Regions from separate parts of the Mus musculus genome. Here region 1 is linked to region 2. The links are chromatin loops, found by intact Hi-C in ENCODE. Cell type or tissue: gastrocnemius. All regions are shown on one strand.

The links. Peaks named below come from ENCODE experiments on the same cell type or tissue, not always from the same donor. Only the 100,000 strongest peaks of a DNase experiment are listed, where the experiment ranks them.
Region 1: it touches region 2 in a loop (2.4-fold over the local background); 1 of 42 quality-filtered maps calls a loop at or near these places.

What each region holds. Positions count from the first base shown.
Region 1 is chr19:56,584,027-56,592,026 of GRCm38, reverse strand. Nhlrc2 (NHL repeat containing 2) reads right to left here. Exons shown (of 11, transcript NM_025811.3): 6 at 3,758-3,857; 7 at 220-451. Among named protein-coding and RNA genes, the nearest start is that of Nhlrc2, 40 kb to the right of the region's middle. In gastrocnemius, no CTCF peak of the experiment used is centred here; a DNase peak (open chromatin) is centred at 3,645; H3K27ac peaks cover 944 bases.
Region 2 is chr19:56,773,404-56,781,403 of GRCm38, reverse strand. No RefSeq gene overlaps it. Among named protein-coding and RNA genes, the nearest start is that of Gm32718, 34 kb to the right of the region's middle. In gastrocnemius, a CTCF peak has its summit at 4,180 (motif pointing right); DNase peaks (open chromatin) are centred at 4,205, 5,413, 5,992, 6,159 and 1 more place; H3K4me3 peaks cover 1,780 bases; H3K27ac peaks cover 385 bases.

The DNA.
Region 1 (8,000 bases), 190 kb after region 2:
AACTCTCTCTGTAGACCAGGCTGGCCTCGGACTCAGAAATCTGCCTGCCTCTGCCTCCCAAGTGCTGGGATTAAAGTCATGCGCCACCACTGCCCAGCTCTGTATTTATAGCCACACTCTCTCTGCTTTGACTGCATGTTATTACAGACAGGCCAGAAATGAACCCCTGCACTCCATGGATGGCTCACTCAGGGATGTGCGCACAGACAGGTTCTTTACCATGGGGTCTCGCTCTCCGCCTACGAGGTGCTTCACAGCTCCGTCTCTCAGCGAGACGGTCCGCACGGTGCTGCTCTCACTGTCAGCCACAAAGAGGCAGCTCCAGGGCTCTTCTGAGGCGAGAGCGAGGCCTGACGGCTGGGCAAAGCCTGCCTTGTGAGGATATGCGTTGTTTCGGTTCTCTTCATTTCCACTTCCAGCAAAACGAATGCAGGTTCCTTTTTTTAGGTCACTGAAAGACAAGCTCATAGGTGAGTTCATGAGTCACTAAAGGGGCATAAATAACCAACTTGACTATGACAGCAGTTACACAGATCCACAGAACCAGTGACGGACTGCCTGCCCACTGCTGCGGCTGTCCAGGCTCTCTCTTGGTGAGAGAGAGCTACTAAGTAGGGGGCCCTCTCTTCTCTTTAGCATAATAACCAACTACTGAAATCACTTTCTAATACCCGGTAAGAAATCCCTGACGTTACTACAATAATGATCAGATTATGAGATAATAATGAGATGATTTTATTCTCATTTTAACTTCTTACTTTCATACAATATCAGGTTCTAGAAGAGAACTACTAATAAAGAGAATATCTAGTTTTGGTCGTTTAAAATGTCTATGTCTTCTATAAAGCAGTGAGCAGATTGAAGGAAGCCAGGTCTCTCAGTATGAACATTTTAAGGAAATGACGTAGTGACCGCATTAAATGAATAGTTATACAAGACCCATTTTTACATGCACCAGGAAACACCTCCCTGAAGTACTGCAGCACAGAGCGGCACACAACTGTAACAAGTTCTGGGCAGCTGCAACTGCAACTGCAGAGGGCTCTGTCTCAAGATGCTGAAAAGGACCCCTACTAATTTCTTTTGTAACACAGAGAAGTTGACACCTTGATTTTTAAATTTATGCCAAAATGATTATAAGGAAGACAAGGCGCCAAGAGAGAGGGAGAGGGCGAGGCCATGAGATCACCGCCTTGCACTGGCACACCACACAGAGGTCCAGTGCGAGTAGCACCCGCGACTGCTACGGGGCACAAAGGCGGGTAAGGGCGAGGACACAGGATGAGTAACACACTGCTGAAGCACGTGCAACACTTACTGCGAGGGAAGAGGTCTAAGCACGTCAGAGAAGAGTCCCGTGGGAAGGAGAGGTGCAACAGTGAGCTGACACTAAGCACTAGGGGCCAGCACTGCCTGCAAGTCTGTATTAGACACTATCTTTGTAGCAATGCACCCACAAAATTAAAATGCAGACTGATGTAACTTGAGCAATCATTTTCCTACTATAAATATCGACGAGCCTTCTGACAAGGAGACTTAGGCAGCCCTGCCAGGACATCCCAGCTGCTGTGACCTGTGGCTGCTGCTGTACTCACACCTCATGCACCACTGGTAACCCAACTGCTCACGTCACTACTGCCTCTTGCCTAGATGACAGCTAGAGTGTCCTGAATGGTCTTGCTCCACTCTAAGTGCTGGAAGGGTTCTTCCAAGAACACATCAAATCAGTTCACTCCTAGATTAAAACTTTCTATAACAACATTTGGAATGTCCAGATCTCTTAAAAGGACTCAAGGTGTGGCAAGACCTGATGTTACTGACACCAGCAGCATCAGCTCAGCTTGGAAGACCTCTCTACAGAAGTCCTCCATGACACTTCAAATCCCTTGGCTAAGGATCTCGGCATGAAGGAGCGCAGATGCTGCTGACACAAGCACTCTCTACTGTCACTGTTTGCCGATCTGATTCTTCTGAGGATGGGCATGTCTTCCTTTTACTTCTAACACAGAGGTCATCTAACTGCATCCCTAGTGTCCAACACAGTGCCTAGTGAAAGGAACCAACGAACATTTTATGTCAGTGGTCCTCAACCTCCCTAATGCTGCGACCCTTGAATACAGTTCTTCACGTTGTGGTGACTCCCAACCATATACTTATTTTTGTTGTTATTTTATAACTGTAATTATTACTAAGGTAAATCATAATGAAAATATCTGTGTTTTCTGATGGTCTTAGGTGACCCCTATGAAGGGTCATTCAGTCTCAAAGGGATCACAGCCCACAGATTGAGAACTGCTGTTTCAGATGCGTGACTGTCATAAACCACTACACAGCTGCGTTCCACACCTGTGCCTGGACACCGGAGGTCTTGAACTTGCTAGACAGCTGTCCCTTTCTACAAATAAAGATGAGTGTAGTGGGCTGGGCGGTGATGGTGCACACTTTTAATTTCAGCACTCAGGAGGTAGAGGCAGGTGGATCTGAGCTTGACGCTAGTCTAGAGTACAGAGTGAATTCTAGGATAGCCAGAGCTACACAGAGAAATACTGCATAAAAAGCTAAAAGCAACCAAAGATAATTGTGATAGCTTGTAAGCTTGTACCTACTTCCTATTACTACATAACAACTTTGTGGTCTGTGACTGTGTTCTGGTCAGCTTTTGGTCAACTTGACACAAACTGGAGTCGTCTGAGAAGAGGGAACGTCAACAGAGAATGTGTCCATCAGACTGACCTGTGGACAAACTTGTGGTCACTGATGATTGACATGAAAGGGCCCCGCCCACTTTGGGTGGTACCACCCTGAACAAGTGGTCCTAGGTTTGTGAGACCGCAAATGGGCAAGCCAGTGTGCAGCTCCAGTGGCCTGGCTCAGTGCCTTCCGCAGGCACAGGACAGACTTTCAGTCACTTACTTATTCTACATATAGGCTCTTACTGGGCTGTTATCTAACAGATACAGCACAGGGCCGAGTACACTGAGTAAATGGAACCAGGCTCATTTCTTTAAGAGGTAGTCTAGTAGGAAGAAACAGTTATAATCAGGCATGAGCCAAGAGACAGAGAAGAGAGGAGCAAAGGGGAGTGCAGCCAGCCCCGCCTGAGGCTGAGGGAGGAGGGGGAGTCAGGAGAAGTACTGCTCCCCACACTCACGTGCCCGCCTGGTGCCAATGCTATCCTAACTCTTCACACAGCAATCCCCTAGGTGACACAAACACATACAATGATGGAAAATGACAGAGGTAAAGGGGCTCACTCACTCTCCTGTGCTTCCACAGTAAGGAGAGCTAGGACTGCCATGCAGCACTCTGAAGCACCTGAAGGAGTGACTGCAGACACAGGAACTGTGTTTATGTTGTGAAGGATTAAAGCCCCACCTAACATTTCTGGTTCTCTCTCTAGGCACTCAGAAGAATGGCTCCTCCCAGGCTCTTAGAAATTAGATGCAGCCACAGGCTTAACTAAGGCTGATGAAATACAAGTGGAAGTGACGTTATGTCACCTCTGAGCAGCAGCTTTGAGAACCAGCTAGTGACTCACCACCTCCTCCTCTCTATCTCTGCCAGAAGGGCTGGCAGAGCTCCTGACAGCAGCTGCCTCCTCGGCCTGGGGAGCAGACCAATGCTCCCCAGTGAAGCCACTCGAGAGAGCAAGAAGCCTGTTGGGCCATGTGGCTGAGTGTGCGCACCCTGGCACGGTGACCTGGGCAGGGAAGCTGGGGACTAAGGAGGACGGCTGTCCCAGGACACAGCCACTTACCTTTTCTTTGGCAGTGTGCCAGAGTCTAGGAGGAGTGCCCATATCTGATGAGTCCCTGCCATGGCTATCCACAGGATGTCATTTCTTTGGACCTCTGAACCTTTATGAAAATAAGTAGCATGTATTATATACATATCTGGTTACTATGATACTTTTTAGGAATTGAAATCCATAGATGATACTAGTTTTTATAAATCAGCTGTTTCAGAACACGGTTCCTCAGGGAAGATGTGTTACTAGAAACCTTCCACCTCACCTGCAACAGTTTCATGAGAACCCAAAGCTGTCATATTTTTTTTAATTAAATGCAGTACAGGGTGATAATTCAATACATGTTTACAATGTGCAATGACAAAATTAAATCAATTAGCATTTCCATTTCCTTAAACCAAATCCACACATTCTTAATAGCAGTATGTCAATCTGCATCTCTGGAAACAATGTTTTTAAACACCGATTAAAACATTTTTTATGTGACACAAAAATGGGCTGATATTCTCTAAGAAAACTCTGGCAATTTCCACAAAAGAAGTGATGCTTTTAAGAGCAGTGTGGAAGCATACTCCTGTAGTCCCAGAGGCTAAGAGGCAGATTTCAGAGGAGTGTGGTGGCCCATTCCTGTACTGCAGAGGCAGAGGGGCAGAGGGGCAGAGGGGCAGAGGGGCAGAGGGGCAGAGAGGCAGAGAGAGGCAGAGAGAGGCAGAGAGGCAGAGGCAGAGGCAGGAGAAGCCCAAGTTGGAAGCCTGTTAGACTACATAGCAAGTTCCAGGCCAGCCTGGGTTACAAAGTAGAGACCCTGTGTTAAAACAAAATAACAATAAAAAGAAGCTAAAGGAATGTGTCTTTTTATTACCAAAGGCATGGGATTTGATATTCAGACACAAAGTAGATCAGTCATTTGCAAATGCACTATCTAGTAGCCTCTAATACTTACGGGGTTGTGTCTGTAGGAGTGTGCACATGTGTGTGTGGAGGCTGGAGGTCAATGTTGTGTCTCCTTCAGTCAGGCTCTGCTTTATGTACTTACTAGACAGGTTCTCTGTGTACCTAGAGTTCACTGATCTGGCTGGACTGGCTGGCTACTGGGAAAGTCCAAGGATCCTCCATCTCAGCCCCCAGGGCTCTGAGGCAGGCCGAGCTTTTTATGTGGGTGCTCAAGACTGAGTTCAGATCCTCATGCTGCACGGCAAGCCCTTCAGCAAATGAGCCACCTCTCGGGCCTGGTTTAAAATCCTTCAAGGAGTTTAGCAGACCAAGGGTACAGTATATTATAATATGCTGTTTACTACCATGAATTTTACCATCTTATTTTTGTCTAAATCTGAATGATGTCACACTTATTATAAGGGGAAAAGCTCTGCTCCTCAGATTTATTCTGTTAACATATTTAATTAGGAGGCACTCTGAAGTAACTGAGACGCTTTAACTAAAGTAGTCTGGTAAGACATTATCTTACAGAATTATTTTATTTGTAATTTTTTAAATTTCAAGTATTTTGTGATGAGAAGGGTATTCGTTCCTAATTAGTAATAAGTTTCAGATGTCTTTTAATTTAGTAACAACAGAAACAACGTACAATGATGACGGTTCTCAAGTTATCAAGGATACTATATCTCTGAGCGCTTTCCAAAACCCATTCCCGACTTTGGAAAGGCCCCTGAGATAGGTACTGTTAGCAAGTCCCACTCCAGATGAGTGCCCAAGCACAGGGAAGCTAGCATGCCAGGTCAACTAGCCAGCAAAGGAAGGAACTGAACTCTGGGCCCAAGCCAGGCTGAGAGCAACAACGCCTCAGTCATGGTGTGCTGATCCGCTCTCTGTTCTCAACTGCTCTGCAGCAGGAAGTACCTCAGTGTGCTTCCTTCACACAACCGTGCCTGCAGATGTAAGTGCTACCAACGGGGATTCTGCTGCCCATGTTCTGGGGACTCAGTCTCTGCTTTATCACTTTAAAAGGAGATCAAAAGGCCTGCACAATTAATTTTTAACACACATCACTTCATCAGTTATTCTAGGGCTACTCTCTGGGACTGCTAAAATGACTATGTCATCTAAGCTAATAAAATATTCCATTATTTCAGATATAATGACATTCAGATGAGAACTGCTTACAGGCAGCAGTACTCAAATGTCAGCCATGATCATTATTTCATGAATCTGGATCTTACCTTTAGAGCATGTTGCATTAGGCAAGCATAATAGATCTACAAACTCAACAGCCTGGAGCAGATGGCACTGAGGGTAAAGAGTAGGACACAATGTCTCCCTCACGTTTGTTAATTCGATAATAAGCACTGACTACTACTGTACTACAACACACAGTATCCACAATGCACAATGTTTACAACTGCTTACTTGTGTTAAAACCATCACAAATCGAAGATTATAAAGGTACTGTCTAGGACCCAGTACATGCCAGTTCAACAGAAACAACCTACGATGATCATATCAAACCATGGGAATGAGTTCAAGTTCCTGATTAGATAAAGGTATTATTAACCAAGGAAATGAACAACAGAGTAACAGAAAAGCTTCAGTAAGCGAAATAAACAAAGGCACGAATGGGTCGTACTTTTACAACGTCTGGAATGTTTCCCACTCACGATATTCCAAAGCCTATATTTATCCCATAACGTGTTTAGACTAATACACAGAGAACTGTAGACAATTACAGTTTGAAGCCCACTACTAGGCTCTCCTAATTTGCTCTCAATGGAATTAAATTAAGCACCTGGTGTGATGATGGCCTTTGACACAAGAGGACTCAAAGCATCCTTTCTATGATCGAGGAGCCAAATAGTTCAGGGTCTGAATCCTGGCTGCAGTTTCTTCACCTGCCAAGTGAGGCTGACTGTCCAGCCTTAAAGATAGCCAAGGGGATGAGTCCAGGCTTGGGAAGCTAAGCACCACACAGTACTGGTGAGTGCTGGGTCCTAGACAGTACCTGCAGGCTCTCAGTTCCTACACCAAGAATGCTCCCTCTCCCTTCTCCTAGGACTCGCACTGGCAGTCCCCAGCTTGTAGCTCTGTTCAGACTCTTGCTTCCCTACCCAGCATGGCAAACCTGTACCATTATCCTCCAAAATCACCACCGAGGGGAGCAAACCTCACCAAAATCAGCTCTGCTCGTGAGAGAGACAGTACCAAGGTCATCCCAGAACGAACCCTTATTTTATTACTAATTACTTCTATTTATTTTTCATATTTTAAAGATATCTAAGTGTAACTGGATTATATTTCTGTGGATTTTACTTTGATTTTTCAGATAATTTACAATGGGGTTGGGCTTGGAATCTAACAGGGCTGAGAATTCTCGAGTTACATATGAAAATGCAGCCTTTCAGGGCTTCTTAATGTTTCTAATCATAAAAACTGAGCAAACTAAGACCCACAGATAACCTATTTATGAATTTGATAAGGAACACTTTCAAGGTAATTGATAGCAACCATCATATTTAATGATGAAACAGTATAAACATAACATGCTCCTGCCAACAGAAATGAGATAAAAGACCTACCATTACCTCTATACAGCACCACATGAAGGTCCTACCTTGTGGAACAAAAGCAATACTCACACTCACACACACACACACACACACACACACACACACACACTCTGTCCTTCCTCTCCTACCTAAGACACCTTCTGATTGGTTCAGTAAAGAGTTGAACAGCCAATAGCTAAGTAGGAGAGGATGGGTAGGAGTTCTGGGCAGAGATAGGAACTCTGGGAAAGAATCCGCACAGGGGATTTGCCAGCCAGACATGGACAAAGGCAGAGGTGCTGAGACTGAAGGAGAGGTAACAGGCCACGTGACAGAATGCAGATTAATATAAGCAGGTTAATTTCAATTATACAAGCTAGCTGAGAGGTAGCCAGCTAAGGCCTAAAGCTTTCATGACTACTAAAGTCTCTGTGACATGACTTGAGATGCTCGGATGGAACTGCAGCTTCCTACTCCCAGGTGAGAAACTGGCTCACTCCCACTAATGTCTGAGAAGTTCTTCAAAGGTAAAGTATAATTACCAACAAAGATTTCTTTAAAAAAAAAAAAAGGAATAAATTCAATAAAAGAGATTTGAAAAACGCCCAGTCCAGCTTTGAAAAAAGCTGACCAGCACCCTCCTGCTGACCCCTGTGAAATCTGCAGTGTAAACACTGGTTTCCACCATCCTGAAGGCTCTCATAAAGCCGCCTGTGCCTCCAGGGAAAAGCAGTGATGTGTCACCCAAAGCACAG
Region 2 (8,000 bases):
GACACACGTTTCTTGCCAGTGTGGTAGGAATGCTTCCTGCTGCTTGCCAGTTTTTCAGCAAGCAGGTTATGGGAGTGGACACTGGCTCCGCAATGACAAACCCTGTCCTGGCCGTGGGCTGCCCTGTGATATCGGCTGCACTTGAGCTGAAAGAAGGAAGAGCTTAGATGTGTGCATCAAAAGCAAAACCAAAAACTACTGTCTCCAAGAGTCTTTTATATATAGTTTTTAATCTTAGGGATATATTTTTGTATTTTTAAAAATCCTGTTTCCTGTAATGAAAAGTTCCCTTAGAGATTTTGCTACAATTCCAAAGATGCATATTTTCGTAGCTCAAGCCAATGTGAATGCTGAGCTTCCTTGTTCATTGAGCGGGAAAGAGTTAGTTTCTCATGTTTAAATTCCATTACCTATTAAAGTAAAGACGGTACCTTTACAGACAAGATCTGCCTGAGGTTGGGCCCACCCACACTGCCAAGGAAGGAGGCAAGCTCATGGTGCCACACCCACCCTGAGTTTACCCAGGTAGAGATTGACAAGGGAGGAGACTTTGTATTGGTGATGCAGCCTCTGGTAAGGTTGCCTGCACTTGTACAGGACCCCAGTGAAACTCAGAAGGTGACACACAAAGACACAAACCTAGAAGGGGAACGTCTGGTTGAGACTAGAGTAGAAGAGAGGCAGGAATCTGCATGAACACAGTGAAATGCATCATGGGCATGTATGGATGTCATAAAAGAGCCCGTTACTAGATAAAATTAATACATGCTAATAACAAAAGATGAGATTGTCCATGTAGGCCCAGGATTTCAAGGCCAAGTGTAGTTGGTGACATTTCTTCTAATCCAAGTAGTTGGTATGAGTCAAACATCTGTGAAAGTTGAATAAAAGATATAAAGAAATATTTAAGTAGAAAAATAATGTATGGGTGTAACCAATTACTGCCTCATTGTCCCATGAAGAGAGGAAGTCGCAGAAAGCCTTTAAGCAACCTCAAGAGAAGTGAGCATACAATCCCCTGCCGTGGTGGTAATTTCAGCCATTCTCATGGCCCTTCCCTGGGAAGACACACTTTCCTTAGTGAAAAGAATGGAAAGTGACTCGAGGCAGGCTGGGGCAAGAGCAGGTAGCAGGGTTGTCTTTGAAACTTCAAGTGGCTTTAAGAAGCAGAAGCCATGGAACTAAAGGGTTTCAATTCAAGCCAAACAATAGACAGCTCTACAGCTCTGTGCACACTTGAAACTCTAAATACGAATATGTTTTTATGCTATCAAGTTTAGCTTGGGGACTCAGTGTTTGTTTCTGTGTTGGAGGAGTTTGTCAAAAACCGACTTTTTTACTGTTTACTAATGGACTTGATTGTATTCATGGGCTCTGTGTTTGACCTTGGACCAGGGCTTGTCACTTCTGCTATACCAGCTACCATTAACAGACCCATTCACAGAGCCTTTCTGGGAAGTCTTAACCAAAATGTTTTGTTGGTCAGAACATGCACTTAGTCCCATGTGTAACTCACTCCCGGCTTCTCCTCCAATGCCGAGACATCTTGGCATTATGAAATTGCAATAAGCCTGGATATCTACTTTTTTTTAAAGATTAGAAAAGCATTGTGTGTGGTATGTGTATGTGTGTGTGCCACATGTGTAGACACCCATGGAAGCCAGCATGAGACATGTTGGAACTGCAGTTACATATGGTTTCAAGCCATCAGAAGTGAGTACTGGGAACTGGATTTGTGTCCTGTGGAAGGCAGCAAGTATTCTTAACTGTCAAGTCATCTCTCAGGCCCTATCACAGGGTATTTTTAATTTCTTAATAATTTAATATGTGGAGAGATGGCTCAGTGGTTAAGAGCACTGACTGCACTTCCAGAGGTCCTGAGTTCAATTCCCAGCAACCACATGATGGCTCACAAACATCTGTAATGGGATCTGATGCCCTCTTCTGGTGTGTCTGAAGAGAACAGCAGTGTACTCATATACATAAAATAAATCTTTTAAAAAATTCATCTGTATATACAAGTTATCTTGATCTATCAACCCTAGCTCCGCCCTCCTACTACTCCTGGATGACCCCAGCACACACCTCAGTACATTTATGTCTTCCTCCTTTTTCTTCTTCTCTCTCTCTTCTTCTCCTCTCCTTTTCTAAGAACCCACTGGATCCAGCTACTGCTGCTTGAGTGCACGAGTGCACATGTAGCCATACTCAAAAAGAAAAATGACAACTCCTCCCCCAGCAGCTGTCCTTAGCTCCTTAACTGGGCTTGGAGACTCGTGAACCCATTTCCACCCATGCTGGAATTGCTGCCTGGCTTGATCTTCTGTAGGTCTTCCACAGGTAACTATGACTTCTGTGAGTGCAGGAGTACAATAGCCACGCCATTTCCAGAACACAGCATTTGCCAGCACCACTCCTGTCCTCTAGATCATCTTCCCATTCCCCTTCCCTTGGTGTTCCTTATTATTGTGGAGGTGATACACTGTCCCCTTGTGGAGGCGATACACTGTCCCCTTGTGGAGGCGATACACTGTCCCCTTGTGGAGGCGATACACTGTCCCCTTGTGGAGGTGATACACTGTCCCCTTGAGGAGGCGATACACTGTCCCCTTGTGGAGGTGATACACTGTCCCCTTGTGGAGGTGATACACTGTCCCCTTGTGGAGGCGATACACTGTCCCCTTGAGGAGGCGATACACTGTCCCCTTGTGGAGGTGATACACTGTCCCCTTGTGAAGGTGAAACACTGTCCCCTTGTGGAGGTGATACACTGTCCCCTTGTGGAGGTGATACACTGTCCCATTTCTAGCTCTGCACTCAACATTTATTCTCAACGTTTTGACCAGTTTTGAGTCTCTGCATTGACTGCTGCCCACTGCAAAAAGAAGCTTCTCTGACCAAAGTAGAGAGCAGCACCGCTCTATGGGTATAGCCATAAATATTTAGAAGACAGTTTGACAGCATATTCACTTAGTAAAGCAGTATAGTGGGGTCCCATGATATGGCTTATGACCACCCCAACCATGACACATGCTTGGAATGACAGGTCCTTGCACTGTGCAGCCAGTTTACATGGCTTCTGATGATCCAACTGCAGGTCCTCATACTTTCAAGGCAAACATTTCTGCCTACCTTCACCCCAGCCCTATTTTAAATTTTTGTTCTTTTGTACTGCTGAGGGTCAAACCCAGGGCCTTAGACATACTCGTGCTCTGCCACTGAGAAGCAGCCCCAGCCCACGGCTGGACTTGTGATCACCTGAAAAATTAGACAAGTTAGTTAAAATTGCACCAGAGGAATATGAACAAAGCAGTGGCCAAATGGCTAAGAATGTATATATTAGCATCTGCCTGAGCATAAGTCTCGCTTCTGTCACCGGTTTGACCTTGTGTCATTCTCCTTGTGTGCAGAAGCTGTCGATAGGAGATACACTCCAAGGAGTTATCTGAGGATCTTTACCGTGGCATCTGGATGCAGTGAGAGCATCTTGTAGTGTTGAATAAACGTTTGCTGTTGTCAACACAGACTTCAGAGCACCAGAGTTAGAACAGGGCTCTCAGAGGCCTGAGGGCAGCACAAGGCTTCAGGCAGGACAGAAGGCTGTAGTCAGGAGAACAGCATGATGAACTTGAAGTCTTTGCTACCTCCTCAAACAATTCAGAGAGCAAGACATAGAGAAGACACAGCATGGAGTCCTGTTTCCAGGGATAGAGACCGCAAGGACGCTTTTTACATCTGTGGATGGCTTCTGTACTAGGAAGCACACTCGTAGGAGGAAACAAGTTGTCGCGTGTCACAGATTACCAGGCTGCATCCCCATGGTGAAGTGGCTGGCCGGCATCATGGCACAGATTCAAAGTCAGTTCTGCGGAGTGGGCCTTTTTCTCTGATGGACCTCTTGAGATGGATTTTTCATTAATGTGCAAATGCACACAGTTGCCATTGAGTGTGTTTGGAGGCCAAAAGACCACTTGTGGGAGTAGATAGATAGATACATTCCTTCTGCCAAATGGCTCTTAAGGCTCCAACTTGGTGAGAAACACCCTCACTTCCTGAACCGTCTCACTGACCCTTAAGATGGCTGATTTAAAAAACTCAGTTTGAACGAAAGAAATAAAAACTCCCGTCGGAGTGTGGGAGCGCCAAGAAGTTCATCTGAGAGGGAAGTGTAGGCTGGTGCCACTAGATGGCAGAGGAATGTTACCAAACAACCAGCTGTCACCACCCTGCCCTGGGAGTGTCCCTCTCCAGGCTTATCAACCTGGCTGTCGTCTTCAGGATCCTCAGGTATCTGAAATGTGAGCTGTACTTCTTGCCTTCCAGCGTCAGGTGACAGACAGCCTTAGAGCAGTCTCAGTGGCAGGCACTAGCCCAACACAGTGTGTTAGAGTGTGGCTTCACTCTCGCCCAAACTCTAACCCAGAAAACATCAAGAGCGTCTTTGAAAAGTTTACTTCCTACTCTCAAGGGTAGACATTTGGAAGAAAGGACAACGTGCTTACGGGCGCTTTGCCTGAACCACTGTGACATCATCTTTCTGCCTCACCCTGGCCAGACCTAGGTCTCAACCTTCCGACTCCATCAAGCGACTCTGCTGCTCTCTCGGTCTGTAATTTCTTAAGCTCAGAAATCGTTCTTTTGGGACATTAAACAGAGTTGCTGGCACTCTGAAATCTGAGAAGCTGGTCTTGAATCTGAATGGTGTTACTAAAGGCTCTACTTTCTGTTGTTTGGAAGATAAGGCTGTGAGCCTAGCTGGAAGGGTTTTTGTTTTAAACATCTAAACTCTAGAGTAGCTCTCTCCTGTCCAGGAAGAGTTCAGGGTGGGAATGATCAAGCAGTCTGTAAACAGCTGTTTTAATGTGACAGCAGAACCAGCCAGGAGAGCAAGGTGTGGTCTGCGGAGGATTCATAAACTTTAAGGCAGTGTGAAGGAACACAGCAAGGAGGCTTCTCACGCCATGCCTGAGAACTGTCCTGTCTGGGCAGGCGCTACATTCTCACCCCCTAACAAGAACGTTTTCCAACCACCCAGCCTCTCTGTGAATGAGAGTCACCTCACTGAAGGGAGCTTTCTTGCAAAAGACCAAGAAGTATCTTGGTTTGGTAGGGGGAAATGGGAAGCAAACCCAACTTTGTCTGCAGTGGATAGCTTCCTATTAAGCCAACAGGATCGTGGTTGTTCCATTTCAAAGAAATTCTACCTCCCCTCTAGTGGGGAGTTGGGCGCCCCTCCTCTGGCTTCCTCGAAAGGGCCGCTGGAGCAGCTGGTGGATCAAAGGACACCAGGGAGGGAGCATAGAGCGGCCAAGGGCGGCTCCGGGGCTGCGCTGAGCTCAAAGGCGGGGAGGAGCCGCACCCTCACTGCGGAGCTTCTCATCCCTTTGTCCTGGTATCTCCGTGGGGCTTTGAAAGGTGCCATCCAAGTGGCAAGCTGGGAACAGGTCCCCTTTGGAGCCTGCAGCCAGCCACTTCTTTCTGTCAGCGGCCCACCACACCCTCTCCCCCGCCCCCGCCTTTGATTCCCGCGGAGTGGCCCACTGCTCAGCCCTCCTTTTTTCCTTCAGGATGCTACACTTCACCTGGCTTTGAGGACTTTCCCGGGAGCAGATCTCTTCGTGGGCGACTGCTGGCCTCCCAGCGCCTCCCTTCTGCACCCGTGAGGTCCCTAAGATCCGCTGAGCCAGAGGGAAAGCAGCTCTGGGTTGCTCCCTCTCTTCCAGATGCGTTTCTGACTTGGAATCTGGGGGACTCTTCCTCCGGAAGCTATTTCCATCCGTGTATAGCTGGAAACATTGCTGGAGCTTTGATGATAAGTTTGGTGGGATGGGGTTCAAAAGGCATCACACTCAATGGTAGGGAGATTTCTGAGCACAGTTGTCGAGGCCCTTGGTTCCAACACCAACACTGCCATCACCTCCCTAAGAGGTAACTAGAGACTTGCAGCAAGTGGAAACACGCGCTCGGCTGTGTGGCACTGGCAGTCAGAGCAGTTGTTCTGTGGGAATCGTGAAGATGGGCAGTTGCCTCCCATTCCTGCACCTCGCTGTGATGCTTGATGACGATCCTAAGTGTGACATTGCACGAGTCACTATAAGGGGGGGGGGGGGGCGGTGGCTGCTCCTGGCACCCCCAATAGGCCATGTCTAAGATTCCCACAACTCCAGAGTTACCGTGCCATAGCCCAGGCAAGGATCCAACTCCACCACTTGGCATGGAGATCACAGATTGGGAATTGGCTTTTATTGGTATATTGGCACCACTGCCAAGTGTATGTGTTTGTTGATATGGATCTAATGACCTTCCTGAGAGCTACAAAGATGTTAATAAGAAAATGGCAACCCAGACTTCTCATGAATCCAACCCATTATCTAAATTAATGAGCAAGAACACGAGTTCTCAGAACCCTTAGCTTTTGGCCCTCGAGCCAGGCAGGATGCAATGTCATTATGTCCGGTAGACCTTAGGCAGCGCCTGGCTCCAGAACCAAAAGTGAGTGTGTTGCTGCGTCTGTGAGTATGGACTATGTCACTGTCACTTTCAACAGTTACTATCTTAGCCAGATAGTGAGATGTCCGCCTGCTGGGAAAGTCAGCCTGCATTCCCTGCCCCAACCCACTTTCAGGAGGGACAAATGTAGCTAGAGCCCTGTAGGCAGAGGGAGTGACAGGGCCCATGTAGAGGAGACTCCTTAGCCACCCATTCTGGGGCCACTTCTGTGACAGAGGAAGTCTTGTTCCTTGTGGTTTGAGGACATTCCTTCCGGGGTTAAGCCCAGTTTGGAGCCTGTGAGCCTCCAACCCCAAGGCAAGGAGGAAAGAGAGAAACGGGTTCCCCATGTAAAACCCTGCTCACACCCGAGTTTCAGTTCCATGTCCCAAGGCAAAGCAAAAGACCACAGACTGAAGTCACCAGGAGGCAGCCGACAGATCAACAGCTGCCTAGGGAGGGTGCTGGGCCTCAGTGTGCTGGCCAGAGGTCTGTTCTCACGGGCCTTGGTTCCGATGACGATGGCAGGTTCTTTGTTTGTTTCCTAAGAATCCTTGTCATTCTCTGTCTGGTGCTGAGACACTGGGTCCTGGACAAACCAGGACAGATAAAGAGGCTTACCTTAGCTTTCTGTGGTAGGAACTCTGGAACATCCTCCCCCATGCCTGGAGACATTTTGCTATAAATAGGATTCGAACAACATGGCAGTCAGTCAGTGAGAGAACCGCTGTACATCACCAGCTATGTGGCAGAATTAATTCCCATATGCAAAACATTTTATTCCATAAAGGCTTTACAAAGTGTAGGGCTTGAGAAATGAAGTTCACTCTGGCTCTTGCTAAGTGTGAGACCTCAGGAAAGTTTGAGAACCTGGGAGCCTGTATTAGTCTGCAGTAGCAACCATAATAAAATACCAAGGATCAGGTGGCTTAAAATAGAGACCCCCCCCCTCCATATTGAAAGCCAAAACTTCTGGACAAAAGTGTGGGGAGAGGTTGGCTGCTTCTGTGGCAGGCCTCCCTCTTGTCTTTGCGGGACTCCCTTGCTCTGTGTTCACGTGATCTTGCCTGGGTGTTTGCATTTGTACTCTAATCTCTCTTTATAAAGACACCAGTCAGATTGGATTAGAGCTCACCCCAGTGACCCCATTTTAATGTAATTACTTCTTTTAAGGCGCTATCTCAAACATAGGTTCATATCCTGGGGATTTGGGAAGGGCATGGCATGGTTCAGTTTCCTCACTGGTAAAATTGGAATCAAGCTCGTTCTCTTTTCTTGAGATGCAAATGAGATCAAGTAAGAAAAGGAACCGTGGAGGGTTCCAAGTGCTATAAATAAAAGCAGGCTGTCACTCTATAGGTAGGACAGAGAGCTCACCACAGCGCGTCTGGTGGGTGGGTTGGGGTCTGTGGACGTTTTAGTCTCCGCACACCTAACATCTGGAGACCAAGTTCTGTTTGGAAAGACAAACTTTCGATGATACAAAATGGCATGTCTTCTTGGGACTTTGA